Linked DNA regions of Homo sapiens: all the other regions are linked to region 3. Evidence: chromatin loops called from intact Hi-C (ENCODE). Cell type or tissue: PC-3. All regions are shown on one strand. Each heading gives the region's core, and the rest is flanking DNA. Links, peaks and the distances in the headings are about the cores only.

Region 1 (8,045 bases), core at 1,064-6,063, 270 kb before region 3:
TGAAGTAGGGGAACAGGGTTGAAGCTAGACAGTAAGGCTTTGAAATAATTCAGAAGAGACCACACATACTGAACTGAATTTATTTGAGCCTGTTCTAACCTTTGGATCTTATCCCTCCCAGAGGAGATAAAGAAATCCATCCACCAGTGCGCACCGAAAACACTGAGTCTACTCTCCGATACACTGTTGTGTTAGGCATTATTTCCTGCTTGCAGTACACACAGCTAGAGCATTCAATTCATATATGGTGAGCAGTGGCCAGACATTTCATGACTCTCAAAAATTTTTTCTTGTGGAATAATTTAAATGTTAAAATAACTTTAAATATTTTGCTTTTACTTGTTATGCATTCAGTGTTTAATTCAGAACTGTTGTCTATTATCTTTCCAGGCCTTTATATCTCATATCAAATCTCACAATAAACTTCTCAGTGATTTAAAATACTATTTAAATAAAAAGCTTTTCAAAAGGCCTTATTAGAAGCTGAATTGGGTATCTGAAGGAAGGTTTCCCCTCCTGAAGCCAAAGATGTCTATTTAACTGCTGTGGTACCTAGGCCAAGCATATTGACTGATTTACTGTCACAGATAATCCAGTGTTTGCCTAGAAGCCATTTCAGTTTAAGGGCATGTGGTTTGGCAGGCAGCATTGCTTGCAATAATGTAATAAAACAGAAAAAAAATCCATACCTGGTTGTGAAAGAAGAGAGTCTATTTTGCCAGAGGCAGGTGAAATGGGTCTGCGTGATTTAGTGGTAGGTCAGAGCATAGCCGTATGAAAAAATCCACCATTACTTTTATTTCTGAAAATGACCACATTCTTTAGAGTTCCTAAATCCTGTGCACTGTTTAGTAGTAGGAAGTAGGGGGAAGGTTACTAATTTTATTTGTCTTTTGAAGCCATTAGTTTATGATGGTGCTATTACATGGTTGCTCTGGTCAAAGTTCTTTTGGTGCAACAATCAGAATGTCATGTAAGCTTGCTCAACTCTCATAAAATCAGAGACCAGGGAAAGAGATAGAGGTAGGCTTCAGATAAGGTAGAACTGGGATAGAGAGTCCACTTCCTATCTCTAGGGATGCCAGCCTTCCTCTTTGCTGCTCCTTCCAGCAAATCAACTCCATTCTTCTCTTTCAACACACTGGCTTCCTCTGCTGGCCCAGAATCTCAAATCACTGCATTTTCTACTTTGTCCTTTTCTTTATCATAGCTTTTATGTCACAAGTTTCACTGCTAAGGAACTGAGTTTCTCAAGCTTCCTTTTTCAAATTTCCCAAGAATAGAAGAATAGAATCCATTTGGATCAATTCATCTAAGTTTTTTTTTTTGCTTGTTTTTTGTTTTTTGTTTTTTTTTGAGATGGAGCCTAGCTCTGTCACCCAGGCTGGAGTGCAGTGGCATGGTCTTGGCTCACTGCAAACTCTGCCACCTGGGATCAAGCAATTCTCCTGCCTCAGCCTCCTGAGTAGCTGGGATTACAGATGCGCACCACCACGCCCGGCTAATTTTTGTATTTTTAGTAGAGATGGGGTTTTGTTATGTTGGCCAGGCTGGTCTTGAGCTCCTGACCTCAGGTGATCTGCTGGCCTCGGCCTCCCAAAGTGCTGGGATTGCAGGCATGAAACATCATACCTGACTGAATTCATCTAAGTTTTGATCAAAGTTTTTGCACAAATCAGACAAGAGAGAGAAATAAAGGGCATCCAATAGGCCAGGTGCGGTGGCTCATGCCTGTCAGAAATTTGGAAAGCCGAGGTCAGCGGATCACTTGAGGTCGGGAGTTCGAGACCAGCCTGACCAACATAGTGAAACTCCATCCCTGCTAAAAATACAAAAATTAGCTGGGCATGGTGGCGCATGCCTATAATCCCAGCTACTCAGGAGGCTAAGGCAGGAGAGTTGCTTGAATCCAGTAGGCAGAGGTTGCAGTGAGCCGAGATAGCGCCATTGCATACCAGCCTGGGTAACAAGAGCAAAACTCTGTCTTGAAAAAAAAAAAAAAAGAAAGAAAAAGAAAAAGAAATAAAGGGCATCCAAATTGGTAAAGAGGAAGTCAAGCTGTCACTGTTTGCTGATGATATGATCATTTACTCTGAAAACCCTAAAGACTCCTCCAGAAAGCTCCTAAAATTGATAAAAGAATTCAGCAAAGTTTCCAGATACAAGATTAATGTACACAAATCAGTAGCTCTTCTGTACGCCAACACCAACCAAATGGAGAATCAAATCAAGAACTCAACCCTTGTTACAATAGCTGCAAAAAAAAGTAAAATACTTAGGAATATACCTAACCTAGGAGTTGGAAGTCCTCTACAAGGAAAACTACAAAACACTGCTAAAAGAAATCATAGACGACACAAACAAATGGAAACACATCCCATGATCTTGGATGGGTAGAATCAATATTGGGAAAATAACCATACTGCCAGAAGCAATCTACAAATTCAATGCAATCTCTATCAAAATACCATCATCATTATTTACAGAATTAGATAAAGCAATTCTAAAATTCATATGGAACCACATAGCCAAAGCAAGACTAAGCAAAAAGAACAAATCTGGAGGCATCATGTTAACGGATTTCAAACTATACTATAAGGCCACAGTCACCAAAACAGCATGGTGCTGGTATAAAAATAGACACATAAACTGATGGAACAGAATAGAGAACCAGAAATAAACCCAGTAGTTACAACCAACCGATCTTGGACAAAGCAAATGAAAACATAAAGTAGGGGAATGACACCCTTTTCAACAAATGGTGCTGGGATAATTGGCTAGCCACATGTAGGAGAATGAAACTGGATCCTTATCTTTCACCTTACACAAAAATCAACTCAAGATGGATTAAGGACTTAAACCTAAGACCTGAAACTATAAAAATTCTAGAAGATAACATCAGAAAAACTCTTCTAGACGTTGGCTTAGGCAAGAATTTCATGACCAAGAACCCAAAAGCAAACACAATAAAAACAAAGATAAATACCTGGGACCTAATTAAATGAAAGAGCTTCTGCACAGCAAAAGGAACAGTCAGCCGGGTAAACAGACAACCCACAGAGTGGGAGAAAATCTTTACAATGTATACATCTGACAAAGGACTAATGTCCAGAATCTACAACAAACTCAAACAAATCAGTAAGAAAAAAATAAACAATCCCATCAAAAAGTGGGCTAAGAACATGAATAGAAAATTCTCAAAAGAAGATATATACATGTCCAACAAACATACGAAAAAACGCTTAAAATCACTAATGATTAGGGAAATGCAAAGCAAAAACCCAATGTGATACCACCTTACTCCTATAAGAATGGCCATAATCAAAAAATAAAAAAACAGATGTTGGTGTGGATGCAGTGATCAAGGAACACTTCTACACTGCTGGTGGGAATGTAAACTAGTACAGCCATTATAGAAATCAGTAAGGAGATTCCTTGAAGAACTAATAGAACTACCATTTGATCCAGCAATCCCACTACTGGGTATCTACCCAGAAGAAAAGAAGTCATTACTCAGAAAAGATACTTGCACAAGCATGTTTATAGCAGCACAATTCACAACTACAAAATCATGGAACCAACCCAAATGCACATCAATCAACAAGTGGATAAAGAAACTGTGATATCTATATATCTATATATATATATATATGATGGAATACTACTCAGCCATAAAAAGAATGAATTAACAGCATTTGCAGTGACCTGGATGAGATTAGAGACTATTATTTTAAGTGAAGTAACTCAGGAATGGAAAACCAAACATCATCTGTTCTCACTGATATGTGGAAGCTAAGCTATGAGGACACAAAGGTATAAGAATGATACAATGGACTTTGGGGACTTGGGAGGAAGAGTAGGAGGGGGGTGAGGGATAAAGGACTACAAATATGGTGCAGTGTATACTGCTTAGGTGATGGGTGCACCAGGATCTCACAAATCACCACTAAAGAACTTACTCATGTAACCAAATATCTGTACCCTAATAACTCATGGAAAAATAAAAAAATATGTTTTTGCACCAGATAATATCATAGGTCCCTTGTCAGCCTATAAATTGGTGCCTCAAATGTGATGTGTCAGGTCACTTGTCATGTGGTCTACCATGCATTCAGCATGGACTATGGACAGGAAAGGCAACAAGTAGTAGGCATGTCTAATATAATATTAGCTTCTAATTTTATTAAAGTTGGCTATGCCTTCTTTTATTAAAAAGTGTTGAGTGCCTGCTATATGCTACTATGCTGAGTTCTCCATGCCACCTTCTGGAAATACAACTGTCCACAAGATGGAAAATCTCTGTTCTTCACTGATTTGGCCTGGCCGCTTCATCCTTAGTTTCCCTCAAGCAAATTTATTCAGTGTGTACTTTATTTAGGCTGTATACTCCCACTTCTGAATCTCATAATATTCCATATCCTAAAGACCCCTGCTTATAGTAATGCATGAAGCCCTACCATTTTTATTATTCCAAAAGCTGTGTAAAGCCTATTCTTTCACAAAGTGTTTTCACTCCATCCTGTATCAAAACCACTCGCAATTTCTTACCAGCCCTTCACTTTACCTTTTGGGTATTTATCACCTTAAAATGTTCTTCCTTTAGTCTTTATCCTCTTTCCCTATCTCAGCTTACAGAATGCCCCTGGGCTGATTAGAAGACTGTGTTATTGAACAAGTTGAAGCCATAGTATTCTATATAAATGTACATTTGGCTTAAATTATTCCCTGTAAGTTAGACTTGAAGAAGGATTTAACTTTATTATACACAAATTTGCTTTTCCAGTACGAGACTGTGCAAAGGCATTTCCTGTAGTACAAGAAATTGGCTAAATAAATGTGATTCTCTGGTGATTCATTGAGCTGGTAAAAATCCAGGTACACTATTGTTTCTTTCTATAGGTACTTTAGCAAACCAAGTGAATAGCCCACTAGAGAAAAGTTGTCACTTTCACTGATTCATCAACACTTTTCCCAGCAATCACAGTACCTGCACCATCTGTGTTTAGTACTTTACAAAAAAAAAAAAGAAGAAGAAGAAAAAAAGGCTCTTTGCAACTGCCGTACAAATCAGGGGCACTAACAAGGTCACACAGACGGGAATTTCAGGACTCCAAGAAGATGTTCTACTGCATGGCAGTAAGCAATAACAGCATTATACACAAGTTCTCCAGCATCCCAGGCTGCTCTGCTCCAGCCTAGAGCTGCTTTGGGTCCACTGGGAAATGTGTATTATGCCTGGGTTAATTTGCTGATTAATCTCTAGTCAGTGGTTTGTGCTTTCCCCAGATGGCCAATTAAAATTTACAACTGGCAGAACAGTGTCCTGTTGGCAGGCTGCTGAGGGGCTAAACCTAGAGGCAGTGACAGAAGGCATGGGCCGAGTTTTGCCTTGTTTTGCCCTCCCCTTTTCTTTATTTCTCTCTCTTGCTCTTTTTTAAGCTCTGGATTTATTCAGAGGAAAGTGTAAGCTGGGCTTATGCGGTAAGTGTGAGATGTGGGGTGTAGTTTACAACTCTGCTGCTATTTACTCTTCAACACTCTCAGGGCCGCTCCAGTATTCCAGGCATCAACGGTTTTACCCACAGCAAATATAGCTGACAAAATCAGCCAGGGGGCACAACTGATTTAACAGCTTCTGAAATGTAATAGCCTTTTTTTTCCCCCTGATTTGCAGTCCCCGTGGAGTGATGGTCTAATATCATTCACTTCCTCACAAATATATAAAACATTTACAGGTGTTTGTGTAAATCAAAGGCAAAGTGCTGTGTGTGAAGCTGATAATAAGTAATGCTGTGATATATATAAAAGATAACATACTTTTACAGCAGTAGCCCCCCAAATTAACTGCTACTTTTTACTTAGCATTCTATACAAATTGCATTGTATACACATGTGAATAAAACATACAGCAAGGAATTTAATTAAAGAAATACATTTGATATTACTCTTTATTTTATAGTGAAATATTTACCATGTGCTTCAAATACATATGAGTCATCTGGATTGGAAATTTTGAAGGAAATTTAATCGACTACCATTGATCTTTACATAAGCCAAACATGGTAATGATGTATGGTATTATGATAGTTTTTTATTTCATTAACTGTTGATAATAGTTGCCAGAAAATAAAATAAATACATTTCTTGATACAGAAAAAACATTTTTAAGATGCATGTTACATTATTGATGGTAAAAATAGTTTAGGGGACTCAAGTATAAGTCTCACATTAAATAAACAGGAAGGGAGGTGGTATTGTGTTAAGTTGCCTTTATGTAAAATGTATAAAATTTTGGATATTTTGGATTCTGTTATTATGAACAGCATATGATGCATAATTTACATATTGGACATTGAGTCCCTATTAGACATTGAGCCCCTATTAGATCAAACCTCAAGTTCACACATGGCACTCTGTGAGTCATATTCACTATGCCATCTACCACAACAGATATGTAATTGTTAAATTAATTTTTATGAAATAAAATTTAAAAGTATTTAGAGACATGTTAAGTTCCTTATGGACAATGACTCTATCTTGTTAAGCTTTGGTCACAGCACCAAGAATACTACCTTGTACATCATATATATAGTGAGCTTTCAAGAAATGTTTGAATATTACATTAAGAAATAATCCTTCATCAAATAGGAAAAACTAAATTTACTCCCTGCAAGATTTTCCATGTCAACCTCCATCTAAATGATATCTCTCGGAATATTTTTCAGAAGGGAGTCTCTCATGTGTTCTGGCCTTGAATAGTACTTGTCCACATGATCATAGGATCCTTTGTGGCAAACATCATGTATCCCAACTTTTTTGATCCTCCACAGTGTTAGCACCAGTGTATCTGCACAATAAATGTATCTTGAATTGTATTCAAAGTGCTTCCTGTATTGCTGCTATACTTTACAGAAACAACTCAATTTCGTTGGTAAATCTTTCATACTATGATGCCAAACCTTAACTATGCAGGATTTCAGTTCAACTTTTAAGGGAAGTGGTATAGGCCAAAAGAATTATAAATGGGATATCCGCAGACAAGACAGAATATATTTTTTTGTCTAATCACATAGACTACAAATTTCTTTGAGGTTTTACCCATTAAACAAAGCACTTTTATGTAGTATATTTGTTATTGTGAGATATTTGGCAATACTTAAATCATATTTGTTCTCAGTGGATTTGGGGAGTTTGTATTTAACTAGTAGCTGATGCTCTGACTCACTGGTGAGATGCTAGGACCCAGATAAGAGGCGATACAGTACTCCTAGTTGGAATTGATCCATGAATCATCATGTCTTAATGGATGGACTGCAAGTTAACTTCACATGTATTTATTAAGCACATATTCTATTCAATGTACTGTGTTAAATACTATTGGGCATCAGATATAGTTCCAAATATCAAGAAGTGTGTGATCTATGAGCCAAAATAAGAGAAGGCATAATCTGATTACTGGCAAAGATAGGGTACAAAGACACATGTAGGACGCATATTAGGAAATGACTGATTTTTGTCTGAAAGCATTGGGAAAGCCTTCCTGGGGGAGGTGAGCCTGATGGAATAAGAAGGGAGAAGGGAAGGGGAATTTCCAGGAAGAGGGAATTGCATGAGCAAAGGTATAAAGGTGGAAAGATCTTAATTTAGTTTAGGGAGTAAGAATTGACAAAAGGATGATAAGAATGTGTGAGTATGGGTACAAAATGAATCTGGAAAGGTCAATTGGTAAATTTGAGGTAGAGAAATTTGAACTGAGTTTTTGATCAAGGCAGAGTCTTCAAATTTGTTAGGCACAGAAGTCATCCTAGTTATATCTTCATTTAACAATTAATAAGAGATGTGGAAATCTGGCAGTCGAAAGAGAAGTTGGCACTATTACAATAAATTAAACAAGAGGTATGAGAGTGGCTGACCTAGCCATGATGGTGGGAATAAAGAAGATGATGAAGAGCAGAGGTATCTGTGATGCAGAACTGACAAGACAGGATGACGATTAGGACGTTGAGGATAAGGAAGAAGGTAAAGTCAGAGATGGTCTCAAGTTT
Region 2 (8,045 bases), core at 1,675-6,674, 120 kb before region 3:
AAGTTTTTAGTTTTTGACTTTGCTTAACTTTCAAGAGGTTTGTTTCAATATCATTGAGCATCAGAGAAATGCATATCTCAAATAAAAAATGGGGGAAAAAAGCAACTGCCCTGACTGCTCTGTGCTGAATTGTAAGGGGACTACTTTTGATTGAACTCTTAAGTTTAACCATACTAATCTTGATTTTACTAATACTTAATCATACTTAATTATACTAATGTAAGATGTATTATTATTTTTCTTCTCATATTAGAATCACATAGCTAGCCAAATACAGCACAAGACTAGCTTAAACATATGCTGTTTCTGTTTTCAGAAAGACAGAATTTTGAAATATGAAAAGTAAACCCAAATCTATGTTGGAAATAGACAAGAATCTCAGAAAAAAGTTTACAAATTGTTAAAATTTCTAGAGGTATTTGCAAGGGTCAGGGAGGTGGATTAAATGGAAAGATTCTTATAGATAAGCTCCCTTTAGTTTTATGACGCATGTATTAGGTTGGTGCAAAAGTAATTGCGATTTTTGCCATTGAAAGTAATGGCAAAAACCACAATTATTTTTGCACCAACGTAATACATTTCAGTGTTTATGGCTTTGATTTCCACATGTGCCACATTGGTTCACAAATGATGCTCAATCCTTTTTGTGGTATTCTTATGTAAAATACCTGTATTTGAAAAGACACAGTAAAGTACAAAGTAGAAGGGCCTTCTGATTTTTATTGTATTCTGGAAGTAATGCTCATCTAGCAGGAGAAAATGACATGATTTTTCAGCTTCAAGTTTTTAGACATATTTGTACAAATAAGATAAATCAAAAAATTTCACCTTGCTATCAGTGTTAAATCACTAGACATTAAAAAAAAAAACAAAAAAAAACACTTGGAAGGTAGTTTTCCTAATTTGGTTTTACCACGGTCAAAACTTCATGTCTAATTGTAAAAATTGTTAAAGAACAGTTTTGATTTCACAATATTTGCACAGATTTGGGTATATAATAAGCATAATTTTGATGGTAAGCTTTTTAACTTTTATTAAGATTTTCACATTTTTGATAACTAAAACAGAATGATTTATTACACACATACATTATACATTATATACATTATATTTTTTAATTAGTAAAAATATTAAACAAGATTAGCTGTAATAATTTTTACTTATAATTTTATGAAGTCAAAGTATTATATTTTACTGTGGTTTTTAAAATGTTCATGGGTTTCTCGTATGAAAATTCCCAGTTTATGTTCTGAAAACCTGTCAATGAAGGTCAGAGGCCTAACATGAATTACATTATGCAGCAGATCTACAATATTCTACTCATGGCTCAAGCTTCACTAATATTTAGTCCATATTCACTGACATATATTAAGACCAGAATTTTTTGTAGTCTGTGATTTAAACTCGGTTTGGTAAGAGAAAAGTTTTATATATATATATATATATATATATATATATATTCTAGAGTGTATATATATATATATATTCTAGAGTGTATATATATATATTCTAGAGTATATATATATATATTCTAGAGTGTATATATATATACACACATTCTAGAGTGTATATATATATATATATACACATTCTAGAGTGTATATATATATATATATATATATGTCTTAATACTGGTTTTTTGGAACGAAAATATATTTATTGCAAGAGTTTTAGATTATTCACAAACCACTCTCTTTTCCCTAATATTGCCATTGTATCATAAAATATTACCTTCAAAGCAAGATTTGCAAAATAATCAAATCCACAATGGTGGAGAGAACGTATACATGGTATAAGAAAAATATTTGGTCTTTGTCCCTAGTTCCTGACATAGATAGCCTAAAGCCTTTGGAATTTCCTGAGTAATAAGGTAATAGGAGTGTCATTTGTTCTAATGAGATAGCCATTGACAGGTGCCTGTATAACTTTAGGATGGAACTGGTCTCCAGAAAGACCAAGCCTTGATTAGAAGCTTGGAACTTTAAGCTCTACCCAGTGACCTCTGGGCTGGAGATTGAGCTCTATTAAATTTCTTGAGCAGGAGATTCAGGAGCTTCTGTATTGGCTAACACATCCACATGCCTGGAGGGTGACACACCCCAACTCCATAGACACAGAGGCTCCTGCTCTTAGGATCCTTCTAGACCTCACCCTACATACTTCTTTATTTGGTTGTTCATTTTCATTCTTTATAATAAACTGTAATAGTAGGCACAGCATTTTCTTGAGTTTTGTGAATCATCCTAGCAAATTATTGAACCTTGGGTGGTAGGGGAGGGACGTTGTGCAAACCCTGGTCTTTGTAGCCAAGTCAAATGGTAGTGTGGGTGTCAGAGGCGTTTGAACTAGAGCAAATCTTGAATAGGGACTAGGTAAAATAAGGCTAAGACCTGCTGAGCAGCATTCCCAGTAAGCTAAGGCATTCTTAGTCACAAGATGAGATAGGAGGTTGGCACAAGATACAGGTCATAAGGACCTTGCTGATAAAACTGGCTGCAGTAAAGAAACGAACCCAAACACACCAAAACCAAGATGGTGATAAAAGTGACCTCTGGTCGTCCTCACTGCTATGCTCCCACCAGCGCCATGACAGCTTACAAATGCCATGGCAATGTCAGGAAGTTACCCTATATGGTCTAAAACGGGGAGACATGAATAATCCACCTCTTGTTTAAAAAATAATTCAGAAATAACCATAAAAATGGGTAACCAGCAGCCCTTGGTGGGGCTATACCTATGGAGGAGCCATTCTTCCTTTACTTTCTTAATAAACTTGCTTTCACTTTACTCTATGGACTCATCTCAAATTCTTTCTTGCATGAGATCCAAGAACCCTCTCTTGGGGTCTGGATCGGGACCCCATTCCAGTAACATGGGTAACCTGGGGACCCATACTTGTAACTGGTGTCTGAAGTGAAGGCAGTTTTGTGGGGCTGAGCACTTGAAATTGGATTCTGACATTAACTCCTGGTAGTTAGTGTCAAAATTGAATTGAATTCTAGGATACCCAGTTAGTGTCAGATTATTGGAGAATTAGTTGATGAAAAAAAACCTCTCAATATACAAGACTCCCTTCTTCTGACAAATTACTAGAAACACTAAAGAAATAAATAAACATCCATGGAGGAATAACAAGAAAGTTGTCTTTGGTGAACTAAAAATTACAGCAAATTTCTAAAGACAAAAAGTAGATGGTGTTGGATTCATAAAGTAATTCATTCTCTAAAATATGCACATTCCAGAAACTGTTTTAAACAGTTTAAGAAATTGTTTAAACAGTTGTAGTGCTCAATAACCAGAGGTGGGGTTTTCAGAGGGTGTGAGAAACCAGCTCCTTAGAACAAACATGCGCAGTATGGTTGAGCACATCAAATTTACAATACCTGCTCAGTTCACCAATTTTCTTCAACTCCAACTTTTCTCCTAGGTGGTATCTAGAGATACACTAAGTGTAAATGCATGGCTTGACGGAAGAGCCATGCTTGTTTCCATTCATAAATATTATTTACCTTGGTCTCAACTTTTAAAAATATACAATATCTGACATTGAATTAAAAATTATCAGACACACACACACGGAGAGAGAGACAGAGAGAGAGAGAGAGAGAGCACAAGAAAAATACCTTATGTTAAGAAAGTAAAACCAGACCCACAGATGGTCCAGTTGTTGGAAACTGTCTATGTTAATATGTTAAGAAATTTAGTAGAAAAGGGGGCACATGCATGGAAAGATAAACAAATTTTGAAGGAGCTGGAAACTATAAAAAAAGACAGGTGAAATGCTTGAAATGAGAAATACAGTATCAGAGATACTTAAGCCTTAATCAAAGTATATGGTAAATTGCTGAATGTGATTCACAAACAACTAAATTGGTGAAAATCAAACTTTTTTATTACGAACTTTTTTTTATGATGCCAGGCTTTTAATATACACATTTGCACATTTCAACAAGAGAGAAAACGTAAAAGCTAAGTGAGTACCGATTTTACAAGGTTAGTTGCTAAGAAATATTCTGTCTTCCAAACTTCTGACTCAAATGCCAGGTGCGTGAATTCCTCTTTTCTATGTATCATACCCAAAGTCACTCTGCCAGGTTTTAAACATTACTTTCCTATTGTGTTCTGAAATATGAAACCATAGCCAGCTTTGCAGAGCATACCAAATGTGAAGTCAAGCGAGTCTTTGTTTGACATCCAGTTTGTCTGGCATCTGACATTAGCATTGCTAAGTACCTAATTGCTAAGTGCTACCGATTCAGATACTGTACATCATTCATGGAGTCTGGCAACTATTTTATTGTAAAGGAAGGTAATAAAAAATATTTCATGAATATAAGGTATAATGAAACACACATTTGGCTATTTAAATGAACTGGTTTCAGATATATACACATACATATATTTGCACATATAGATATAAATGTTAGTAAATAAACTATAGGAAATGAAAGTTGTTAAATATTGAAGTAGTTTAATAATGATAATATTGGAATTATTTTTAGATCTTTTAAATGTAAATTTTTAAAGTACTTAGGCTGGATTTGTTCAATTTTGCCTGAAGAAAAGAGCTAGGGTTAGATATTTTCTCAGTCATTTAATAGTTTAATAATAAAGAAAATACTATGCACAGAAGAAATTCACAAAGGAAAGAGAAAAGTATAACATGATATTACAGAATAAAATGTAAAATGAAACTCTTAAAAATATGTAATATACATAGTGAGACTAATTTGGTAAAATACTCTACATGCATGGACCAGTGTGTACAGTAAGTTGTATATGCAGTATAATTCTCAAGGCTTCAAGGTTTAAGGATGAGAGCATGTGCTGTGAAGCTTGCCTGAAAAGATTCTGTGGGGAGAGGTGAAACGAGATTGGCAAGTAGTGATAGGCCATTGTTCAGTGAAAAAGACCAGTCTGCACAGAGTGAGTGTGAATTGGGGCCCATAGGAGGGTTTACTTGACCATGTCACACATGAGCTGGAGCTTGTGGAAGATTAAGACAAATATGTGAAAATCTAAAGATTGGGATAGGCCAGGCATGGTGGCTCATGCCTGTAATCCCAGCACTTTGGGAGGCCGAGGTGGGCGGATCACTTGAGGTCAGGAGTTCGAGACCAGCCTGGCCAACATGGTGAAACCCTGTCTCTACTAAAAATAAAAAATTTGCTGGGCATGGTGGTAGGCGCCTGTAATCCCAGCTACTTGGGAGGCTGAGGCAGGAGAATCCCTTGAACCCGGGAGGCAGATGTTGTGGTGAGCTGAGATCACACCATTATATTCTAGCCTGGGCAACAAGAGTGAAACCTTGTCTCAAAAAAAAAAAAAAAAAAAAAAAAAAAAAAACATTGGGATAAAGTACTTGAAACAATAAGCATCTGGAATCCACTTTACATTTCTGAGCTTTGCAGTGAAGTGGCTAAAATGACATTTGAGTAGGATCCTTCAATATGTGTCTTTCCATCTTCAATATTCTGTTCATCTCTAGGATTTCTATATTGAGTGGTTGTTTTTCTCTACTAACACCCCTGACAGAATGAATCCATCTGATTGTTTAAAAATCATTACTTTTAAAGGTAGAGTTGAAAAATTACTGGGTCAATTTTGCCATAAACTTGTTTGTTGTGCTTCCATTTTTAATTATAAAGACAAAGTTTAAGATCTAAATCTGGGAGACAGTGATGATATTGTGCCAGTGTTTATTGAAAAAGGAAGACAGAGAGACAGAGAAATGGAGATAAGAAGGGAGAGAGGAAGGAAAGAGGGAGGGAGGGATGGAGGAAAAAAGGAATGAAAGAAGGAAGGGAGGAAGAAAGGAAGGGAGGGAGGGAGGAAGGAGGAAGGAAGGAAAGAAGGAAGGAAGGAAAGAAGGAAGGAAGGGAGAGAGGGAGGGAAAAGAGAAATAGAAATTGGTGAAAATCATCAACTGCATGACTTGGAAGTGGACTGAGACATGTGCTTTGCCATGTGTAATTTTCCTCAATCTTAGTGCACTCTTGGGGATGAAGTTTAGGTTTAATGTGTTTTAGAATTAAAAAGATGAGCTAAACAACCTTTCGGTATTCTTTGCATTCTATGATAGCTTGTGCTTTCATCTGCACTATTCTTTAAGGAAAATTACAGCAGGTGAAAAGAGGGTATACACATTCTAATAACTACATATTTTGAGATCTTGATTTGTCCATCTTCACATACATAAGAACACACCTAAGAAATATAATTATATTTTAATCACCCTCCAAAATAGCTATTTGTTTATACAAAAAAAAACCCATGAGGGTTAGTGCAATTAATTGCATCTTCATTGTCAACGTACTTGCCACACAATGTGTATGTTTTCCGAAGATGGGAAAATAGGATTTCTTTTGAAAACTTTACCCTGTGTTCTCAAGGGTATATTTGGGCAAAGGTAAATGTCATAACCCAAAGGTCTCCAACAAAAGTATGCACTGCCTAGAGACACCATCACTGAAGAAATATGGCACTATGGACTGCCAAGAAAAAATTCAGCGTCCAAATCTGAGTGAGGATTTTTGTATTTCATTGTGTATGACACTTGCCCATCAGAGGCTCTCACTGCATGCATACATTTCACTATGAAAACAAACTCTTATTCTTCTTATCTGCTACTTCCTTCTGAAAACAAAAGAATAAAGAATTAACTACTAGAATAAAATTAATAAATCTTGTACAGGTACTTAACTATTCCTATTTATTCATTGATTCAGCAATTGTTTACAGAGAAAAAATGCAAAAGTAGAGGTTATGAAACTGCAATGAATTTTAAGACCCCAAAGTTAAAATATAGGTTGAAAGATAAGACACATAAGGAAATTTGAAAGGCAAATAAAGTAGAAATTTCTATATTACATTGATTTTATTTTTCATATCATTGCTTAAACTGAATAAAGAATCGGCAAGATTTTAACAAGTGTATATTAGGTTAATTAATGCTAGCTGATACAACAAACAGCTCCCACCAAATCTCAATGACTTAACAAAATAAAAATTTTTACTCATTTCACAGTCCCATGCAGGCCAGGCAGGTCTGATTGACAGGTTTTACTAAAATAATAGGTGGAAATAATAAAATACAGCATTAACTCTCTCTTTAGCATGGTCACATGGCAAAAACTCTAACCTTGATTAAATTGAATTATTTGCCCATTAATATTTCCTGGCAACCATGCTACACTTTTCTACTGACTTTCCCAAATAATTATTTTTACACTTCCTTTTCTTTCCTCAAATCTCTGATATATTTTTTACCTATTTTTATTATCAGCCAATGACCTGGTTATTATTTGACCAAAGAAATTTAAACCATCAGAAGATAATTTCTCTAGCTTCCAGCACCTCAGTTACCCACCTATAGCATCTATATCCATATACTCTGCCCTTCTCCCTTACTGTGGAGGCTGTTCATGTTCCAATCTAAGGCCAATTCCTCAGTTCTATCTCAGAACTTCTCTACTCCTGAAGGATACTGCCCAGCAATTCCAGCAATTTTTCTCTTTCTCTTCTCCTATTTCCTCCTATCCAGTGGAAGACAGCTATCAGAAACATGCTTTTATTTCTCTCATTTTAAAAAATCTTCTTCCAACCCCAATTATGTCTTCACTTATTATTTCTTTTCCCCTTATTATTAAAAATTCCTCAAATCAGTGTGCAAACTCACTGTTTCCAGTTCTTCTCTTGTACTGTTTGCTTAAACCATGCTAAGCGAGTCTTGTCTACACCAATTGCCCATTCATGGTTAATCTAATGATGAATTCTTACTTCTTACTTCATTTATCAGTGGCATTTAACCCAGTTAATCACACTCTCATTTTTGAAACACCTTTTTCAAACATTTTTCTGGACAGTATGATCGTGTTGCTACTCTGCCCCAAGCCCAGTCAATAGCTTTCCACTTCACTTAGATCAAAAGCCAACTTCTCAAAGGAACTTACATAATCTGATCTAAGAACTCTCTGCCCTCCTGTTCTCCTCTTCTCTCCTTCTCTCCCTTGATTTTGCCCACACTGAAATCTCTGCTGTTTCTT
Region 3 (8,045 bases), core at 1,450-6,449:
CACTGAATATAACAGAAAAAGACATAGATATTTTCATCTAGGAACTTTTATGTACATTTTAAATCATTGTTTAGTATATATTTCTCTCAATAGAAGTAGCATGCTGAAATGGAAGAATTTGTTGCAATAAAATACAAAGCCAAGCTATTATATTACTAGCTCAATAGCACAATGCCTTAGATATTTAAATTTGTGCAGAGGGAGTTAGTTATATATAAAACTCTTTGGCCAAACCCGCCACATATACAGTTGGGAGGACACCAGTTAAGTATGGGTGAATAGAGAAGTTTAGAATCTTGCATTAAAAAAAACTTCCTTACAAAATGTGCACACGAGAATCACTAAAATTTCAAGGATCCTTTTTACTTAAATAAAAGATGCAAAAGGTATTGTGGTAGTAAGTGTGCATCTGTTCACCCTTAGAACAGAATTTCAAATACTTAGTGTTTTGAAAAATTCCTTTGCCAACCTACTTTATTACCCCATGTAAATGAATCATTTGATTTTCTGTGTAAATTGCTTGTAAACTTGCTTTCCATTTAATTATAATTCAAGACAGTTTAGAACACACACATACACATACACATATGTACACATACACACATACACACACACCTGGGTTAGAGAATCTGAGCATTTAAGAGCTATAAGGAAATTTTGAGATGTTTGGTCGAAATCCAGCCTCAAGTTAGCAGACGTGAAACTGGGATCACAGAATCTGAGTCCTTGTCCCAATTCACAGTGCACAAAATCTGGCAAGAACTTTGACGTTCAGGTTCATAGTCACCTTTCTATCCTATCACCCTCCTTTATCATTTCACAACTATTGTCTGTGTTTCACCTTTTGGCTTGGTATTATGCCAGCATGCATTCCCTTCTCCTATACCTAGAGAGGGTCATGGCGATTTCCCATATTTCCTCCAACACAGCAAACAGACTAAACACATATGGTCCAAAGTCCAACCTCATGGTGTCAGTCTAGGCCTTATTTCTTCAGATGATTCTCTTCTCAGATGAAAATCACTCACTGGTTACAAAATCAATGTTGTAAAAAATGAACTATTTTTTTCGTGACATATCTGTTTTGATCACATTCCCAACGGATCCATAAAATAACACAAAATAACATCACATGCACTACTTTTGAAGTCTGTACTGAGTTACTGGTCTGAAACATTATCAATTGCACTGTGGTATGCATACAGAGCTTCCGGCAGAGTGTGTATCCAGTGAGTCATTTGAGAAATGGGGTGTCTCTGCCAGGCATTCTTTTAGTAGCCCATGTAAGATGTTACTGAAGAGCTGGAGAGAAGAGGGAGCCACTCTACCTCATCATTCACACTGAACCTAAATGAAGAGATCTTAGATTAGACTCACCTCCATCTTTCATATTAATCTAGGGTAAATATTGAAATAAATCATTCTGTTTCTTTAGTCCTAATTTATCTTTTCCTAGGAAAAGAAGAAGAATCTAGCACTGTAAAATACACCTGGGATCTTACCTGAGATAAAACTACAAACTATAGTAGGCTAACATAGTCAAGACTTTATATTTCCAAAACACTTTAAAATATATTATCTCATTTAGACTATATTCAAATATTTAACCTCATATGTCTCTATTTGGGAACTGTGAAAAATAAGGCCTAAGGAGATATTTTTTTTTCCAGGCCACAAATCTAACAAATGTTCTATTTGTTATTTTTATTTTTAGCTATTATTTTCAGTCTTAAATTTCCTGGTACTATACAGTGCTGACAGTTTTTAGACTGTATGAAGAATATGGCATCCCCAATTAGGGACTATTATGGCTCAACAGAAAGGGTATATATACCTTGGAAAGGGCCAAAAGCTCATATGAATGCTTTGTCACTAGCATGCATCTATCTTGTGCCAAGAGATCTTTTTCTAGTTATCCTCTAGGGTATTAAATGTTTAAATGTTTTCTGCAGCCACCCTGTTCTCTAGATCCCATGTATTGAAAGACTTACAGGTCCCTAGGAGAATATTTTGTGAAGGTCTTAAAGAAAGCTACATTTGCCTTCCTTTTCTACTTGTGAGCCTTTTTGATTAAAACTCCTCCCTTACTGATGTCATCCAGATCAGCTCAAGGAAAACATTTGACAGGTCCATCTGTGTCCACAGTCACCCACAAACATGGGAAACTGCCACCCATCTGCCTCCCTATGCTTTGTTTTGCTCCTGTCCTGGTTATTTTGTTCTCTTGTAGCTACAGGGGATATTAATACCCTCCTGTCTTCCAGAAATGTGAAGAGAATGGATCTATGTTAGCTTGTGCTCCTGAGAGAAAGATGTTATAGAAATAGCATATGCTATCACACTGTTATTTACACGCAATTCTACAAGTTTTCTAGTAACATCCTCACATTTTAATGAACATGTTTCTTAACTTCCTACCTGGATTCACTATTAATCATTTCAATGTAATTATGGCTCATCAATTATTCTGCGTTTCCCAAATAGATTGTTTACTCTTAATGACAGAAATGTTATAAATTTAGGGACACTTTTTGGATTCAATTACTTTCTTGTCTATTGCCTGCATTTTATGATGTCATTCACTAATGTTGCCAAGAGTTGAATATTTGCATTAGTTCCTTTTTTATTTTGAATAACAACATACACTTTTTGGTAAAACAACACCAGGATGATTTCAAATCAGGGAAAATGCAAATCAGAGGCTTAAAGATGTGAAGCAATCCAAATATTTTCTTAATCACATTCCTGGGGCATTGTATGAAATTCCAATAGCAATCAATGATCTTATGATTCAAACAATCCTATAAATATGATAAGAATTCATAATAGCTGTCAAAATTCAAAACAAAACAAATATGTCAGTGAATTTCAAAAAGGATTATTTGAGTCAATTTTAATCATTGCTTTTTTATAAAGACATATTATTTGAAACCGATATGTACAGATTAGAGCTCAGTGTACAAATTTACAGCCATGTCACATGAATTTAAAATCTTTTAAGATACACACATCGCAAGGACAAAAAACCAAACACTGCATGTTCTCACTCATAGGTGGGAATTGAACAATGAGAACACATGGACACAGGAAGGGGAACATCACACTCTGGGTACTGTTGCGGGGTGGGGGGAGTGGGGAGGGATAGCATTAGGAGATACACCTAATGCTAAATGACGAGTTAATGGGTGCAGCACACCAGCATGGCACATGTATACATATGTAACTAACCTGCACATTGTGCACATGTACCCTAAAACTTAAAGTATAATAATAATAAAATAAAAAAAGATACACACATCCACCATTGTCATGTAGCTTTCAAATAATGCAAAGAACTAACTTACTATTTACTTGCCATTGCCTCTGATTCATTTTCCTCAGTAGGTAATACCACTCCTACCGTAAGTATATGTAAGAAATGCTAGATTACGATAGTCAAAAATAACTTTGCTTAGTTAAAGACTTTATCTTCATTTTCAAAATGTGCGGCTTTTCCTCAAAGATTGATTGCATGTTGTGATTTATTTCCTGGTGCTCAAAAAGATTCAAAGAACTTTAAATCTCTAAACATATTTTTGAATATACCATCAATTTAATATCTGTGGCTAATACAAACCTCATTTTGTTCAAACAAAGGTTACTGTACATAGTATCTGAAATGACTTGATATATTTTCCATTCTTTCATTAAGTAACTAATCTTCAGGTTAAAAAATGTTCTTTTAAATGAGATAAACCTCAGTTAATATTTTAGAAGGCAAATTGTTGTTATGATTATTGATTCTTTCCTTGTTTTATGTGGAAACAAATTAGAGATGCTCAAAATTCTCATTTTTTAAATTTCAGGAGAATGTGTACATAATTAAATATATTTCTGTGTAAATGCAATAGCACCCTCTGGAGGTCTGAAACACTTTGCATAACTTCCATAAATCAATGTCTTCTTTTGTTATCTCCACATATTTTTGTTGGCTTAGACTTTTAATATTTTACATTCTGATAATCATATTTGTCTCATAAAGTGATTAAATACATTTAATCTATTATTACTTTCTATTTATTATGCATTCATTGTGATTTGTGTGTCATCTCATTTGTAATGCTGCAATGTAATAACAAAATAAACAATTCAGCTGACCTTGGTGATGTCTCTATAACGTTCCTATTTTTTATCATGCAAAAATATTTTCCAAACAAGAAATAACAAGTTACATTTCCGAAATCCCTTAGTATCTGGTTATATGTAGACAACAGGAAACTAATTTTACCTCCTTTGAAGATTCCTCATGAAAACAGTTACTTTCATTCTTCATGCCCCTGATGAACAAACACAGCTGTGGTTTTTCTGTGGTTTTGAAGCTAATTTATCAGAGATGGGAGAATTTGAAAAGGAGCAGAGGTCAGAAAACATCGGAAAAAATATCTTGAGTCACTGGAACACATTCAAGGACCAAAGTGACTTCTATTGTGCCATAATAATATAAATAAATGATCCCATAATCATTTGCCTCTCTGCAACAGCTCTGCATACAAAGGTCTTTTTGAAGTTCAGGGAGATCCAAACAGAGCTGTTCATCTACTATAAAAAAAGGGGATGAGCATATGACTAATATTGGGTAAGAGGAAATAATGTCATTTGATTCTGAATGAAGCCAAGGCTGCCCTCTCCCTGAAGGTTGTTCAAGAGAACACAGCTAGTTTGTGAGATATTGGAGTGGGACTGAATTCTTTTTTTTTTTTTTTTTTTTTTTTTTTTTTGAGATGGAGTCTTGCTCTGTCACCCAGGCTGGAGTGCAGTGGCGTGATCTCAGCTCACTGCAACTTCCGCCTCCCAGGTTCAAGCAATTCTCCTGCCTCAGCCTCCCAAGTAGCTGGGATTACAGGCACATACCATCATGCCCTGCTAATTTTTTGTGTTTTTAGTAGAGACGGGGTTTCATCATGTTGGCCAGGCTAGTTTTGAACTCCTGACCTCAAGTGATCTGCCTGCCTCAGCCTCCAACATGACATGCAGTTGAGCTGTCCTCTGGGAAGACTGGTCTCCATTGGCTCTAATCAGAGGAGGCAGGGGATCTACCAAATACTGTTCCCCCAAAGGTAAATGACAGTGAGGATGTCATACAGGGTCTTCCAAACTGTTGCATGAAAAAGTAACAAACACACAACCAAAAGGAATTATAACTCTAATCTCAAGCACTTGAACGTACTCTAACGTGTATATACAAAGATAAATATAAAAAATAATGATAATATTTAAACAAACTAAAATGCACTGGAAAATATTAACACTAAAATGACTATATATCTAATAGGAAATAGGAAAAAGTCAAGATTGGAGGTGCTAGAATTGCTTCAGTCATTCTTTTCCCAGTATTCTGTTCCTTCTCTCCATCCTTCTGCTCGCTCACCTTAATTATACCTAAATCGTCAGAAGATTCAGGTCAGAACTCTGCCAGCAAAACTGTGCATTTTAACTATTTTAATCATTATAAAAATGAAAGATTTGTATGCCACATCATTTGGATTTTGACTGGCTTTCCTGAGTTCATCCAGCTGTAGGAATATGGGTAAGTTTCATAAGCTGTCTGTGCTTTGGTTTACAAAAAGTGGAGAGGAGACTTACATGAAGAGATGCTTGCAAAGCATTTGGTCATGTCTAGTGCATAAAAAAGGCTGGTTTTCATATGATTTTAATTATTTAACTGATATTATATATATCATATAAATGATATTTAAATAATTATTTATTTATTTAACATTTTCCCAGCATCTAGTGCACTATTCAAAACTCGTTATAAATATTAACCAATTTACTCTTCCTAACAACCCTATGAGGTAGATAGTGTATCCTTAGCATCATCATCATCATGTTACCAGATAAATCTGAGACACAAGTTAAGAAACTTTCCCAGGGTCACACAGCTAATAAGTACTAGAGCAACAGTTGAATTGCAGGCCGTCTGGATACAGAGTCTATTCTATGCATTTAGCTACAAGGTGGTTCTGCCAAGGGGCTACTGCTGCTATCACTGTTGTTCAATAAAATTGTCATATAGCATTCTATTTCCAAATTTGCCAAATAAAGCTATATCACAAGATAGTGATGATAACTTTACCTGTGGATGTTAATACAATGATGTGATTGAGATGTCAGTATAAATGAAATTTGTCTGAGAAATAATGACTTTCACAGTCATAAAAACATAAACCATCTTGGAGCTTTTTAACTTGTCCTTAATATTTCTTTACACTCTTCCTCCTTTTGGTGGCCATTAATTTCTGAATTATTCTTCCCATTAGCCTCCAGCTTTAAAGTAGAAACTGGGACTAAAATGAGAAAAATAAACAAAGTCCATTGACCCCTCTTGTATCCATTGTACCCAGCATTTTGATTCTGCATAAGTCCTGGCAATACGCCATCACAGTGCTGTGGTTTCTCCATCAGAATCATTCCCAGCGATTCTCAGAGACAAAGGCTGAAATTGTAGAGTGGCCCATTCTTCAAAGACCAGTAGGCTTATTTTGACTGACATTTGTGCTTTCTGAGTTATGGAAGAGCAATGGCAAGTGCTATGAATGTGCCTGGGAGTTTTGATGTTGTGTTTAACCAGATTCTCTTTGTAAAAGATTCATTGCTTAGCCTAGTGCTAAGACGTGAAAAGGCATTTGTCCACATTCTTCTTAATCATTGAATCTCAAACTCAAGTATGCATCAGAATTTCCCCAGAGATTCTGATTCAGAAGGTCTAGATGAGGGCCTAGAGGGTTCTGAATTTTCAGGTGATTCTGACGCAGGTGGCCCAAGGACTGTACTTAAAGAAACCTTTTAGGACCAGCAGTCCTAGGAAGCCAGAGACGGGATGGTCCAGAGTCTCCTGGGAGCTATTGCAAATCCATATGCCTGAATGCCACACCAAACTCAAAGAATCAGGAGCTCTGGAGGAAGAAGACCTGAATATGTGTTTCTGGAAAGAACTGCTGAAGTTTTCTGCAACACTCCCTGACCTTGCTGTGTTCTGGAATTGTGATTTGACGGCTGTGTTGGGTGAAACCCCAGGAATTCAGGCCTTTTGTATGGCCAAATCGGTAGGGGCCTCCTTTTAGCCCTCTTACTAAAGCTCGACTCATATTGCTTTTTTAAAAAATGGGACTCCAAATAATGCTTGTTTGTTTGTTTTTGGTATACTGAGGAGAGAGCATTCTGGGGAAAAAATAGAAAAAGGAAGAAAAATTATTTTAAAACCACAACCGTAGAATTAATATCAGAGATTTCACTAAGGCCATATAGTTAATTTTGATCATTTTGAACCAGCTTTGTATCCAGTTTCATTTCCCCTTTCTCCTACAAAAGGTGTGATATTGAGGGAGTGTCTTGAATCATGAGAATCTCTGAATCTAAATGTTAACAAGTGATATTAATAAACTTAATTTTATTGTCACCTAAAATTCAAAAAGTCACACATTTCATTTTATTATTATCTAAAGATAATGCTACAGAAATAATCATAAAAAAACAATAAATTGACAGTTAAATCCATAAATTAGTTACAACTGATTTTTCACAAGCTTTCCACTTCCACTCAGCTATCAGCACCAAGAAAAAGGCTGATTTATTCTCTGTATGCTTCATAATGAGCGCATGGACTGAATGAACTGAGTGTTCTATTTATTCCTGGTTACAAACTGGCAAGGTTGCCATTGGACCAAGAAAAATGTTTCTAGTGTTATTATTAATGTCTGTTAAGAACCCAGAGTCTGGATTGTGCCCATAAAATTTATAATACAAAACTTATAGTCTGTCAAACACTGAAAGTCAAAAACTAAAAACAGGAAACGAACTAAATGTAAAAACGTAGGTGGACTAAGAATAAGCATTAACTACTCGCTAGAAAGATTTTTTTTCTTATTTAAAAAAATATTTTTGTTCTAATAGGGCCATCTTAAGGTTCAAAATCAACTAATTAAAATGATTTGTACAGAAAATGCTTATACTCACAATTTCTGATTTTGCTGCACGTGGAAGCGGGTGATAACCAATGAAGTGAC

What was found. Hi-C counts contacts between places; a loop is a spot of excess contacts. Peaks named below come from ENCODE experiments on the same cell type or tissue, not always from the same donor. Only the 100,000 strongest peaks of a DNase experiment are listed, where the experiment ranks them.
Region 1: it touches region 3 in a loop (4-fold over the local background); 2 of 110 quality-filtered maps call a loop at or near these places.
Region 2: it touches region 3 in a loop (6-fold over the local background); 3 of 110 quality-filtered maps call a loop at or near these places.

Annotation. Positions count from the first base shown.
Region 1 is chr2:156,778,948-156,786,992 of GRCh38, forward strand. No RefSeq gene overlaps it. Among named protein-coding and RNA genes, the nearest start is that of LINC01958, 120 kb to the left of the region's middle. In PC-3, for the core only: no CTCF peak of the experiment used is centred there; no DNase peak of the experiment used is centred there; H3K27ac peaks cover 647 bases.
Region 2 is chr2:156,931,679-156,939,723 of GRCh38, forward strand. No RefSeq gene overlaps it. Among named protein-coding and RNA genes, the nearest start is that of LINC01958, 270 kb to the left of the region's middle. In PC-3, for the core only: no CTCF peak of the experiment used is centred there; DNase peaks (open chromatin) are centred at 2,233 and 4,133; H3K4me3 peaks cover 476 bases; H3K27ac peaks cover 2,263 bases.
Region 3 is chr2:157,051,921-157,059,965 of GRCh38, forward strand. It overlaps LOC105373710 (a long non-coding RNA gene), which reads right to left and starts at 4,337. Exons shown (of 3, transcript XR_923510.3): 1 at 4,268-4,337. LOC105373709 (a long non-coding RNA gene) reads left to right here. Exons shown (of 4, transcript XR_001739755.2): 4 at 1-4,141. In PC-3, for the core only: a CTCF peak has its summit at 3,906 (motif pointing left); a DNase peak (open chromatin) is centred at 4,481; H3K27ac peaks cover 508 bases.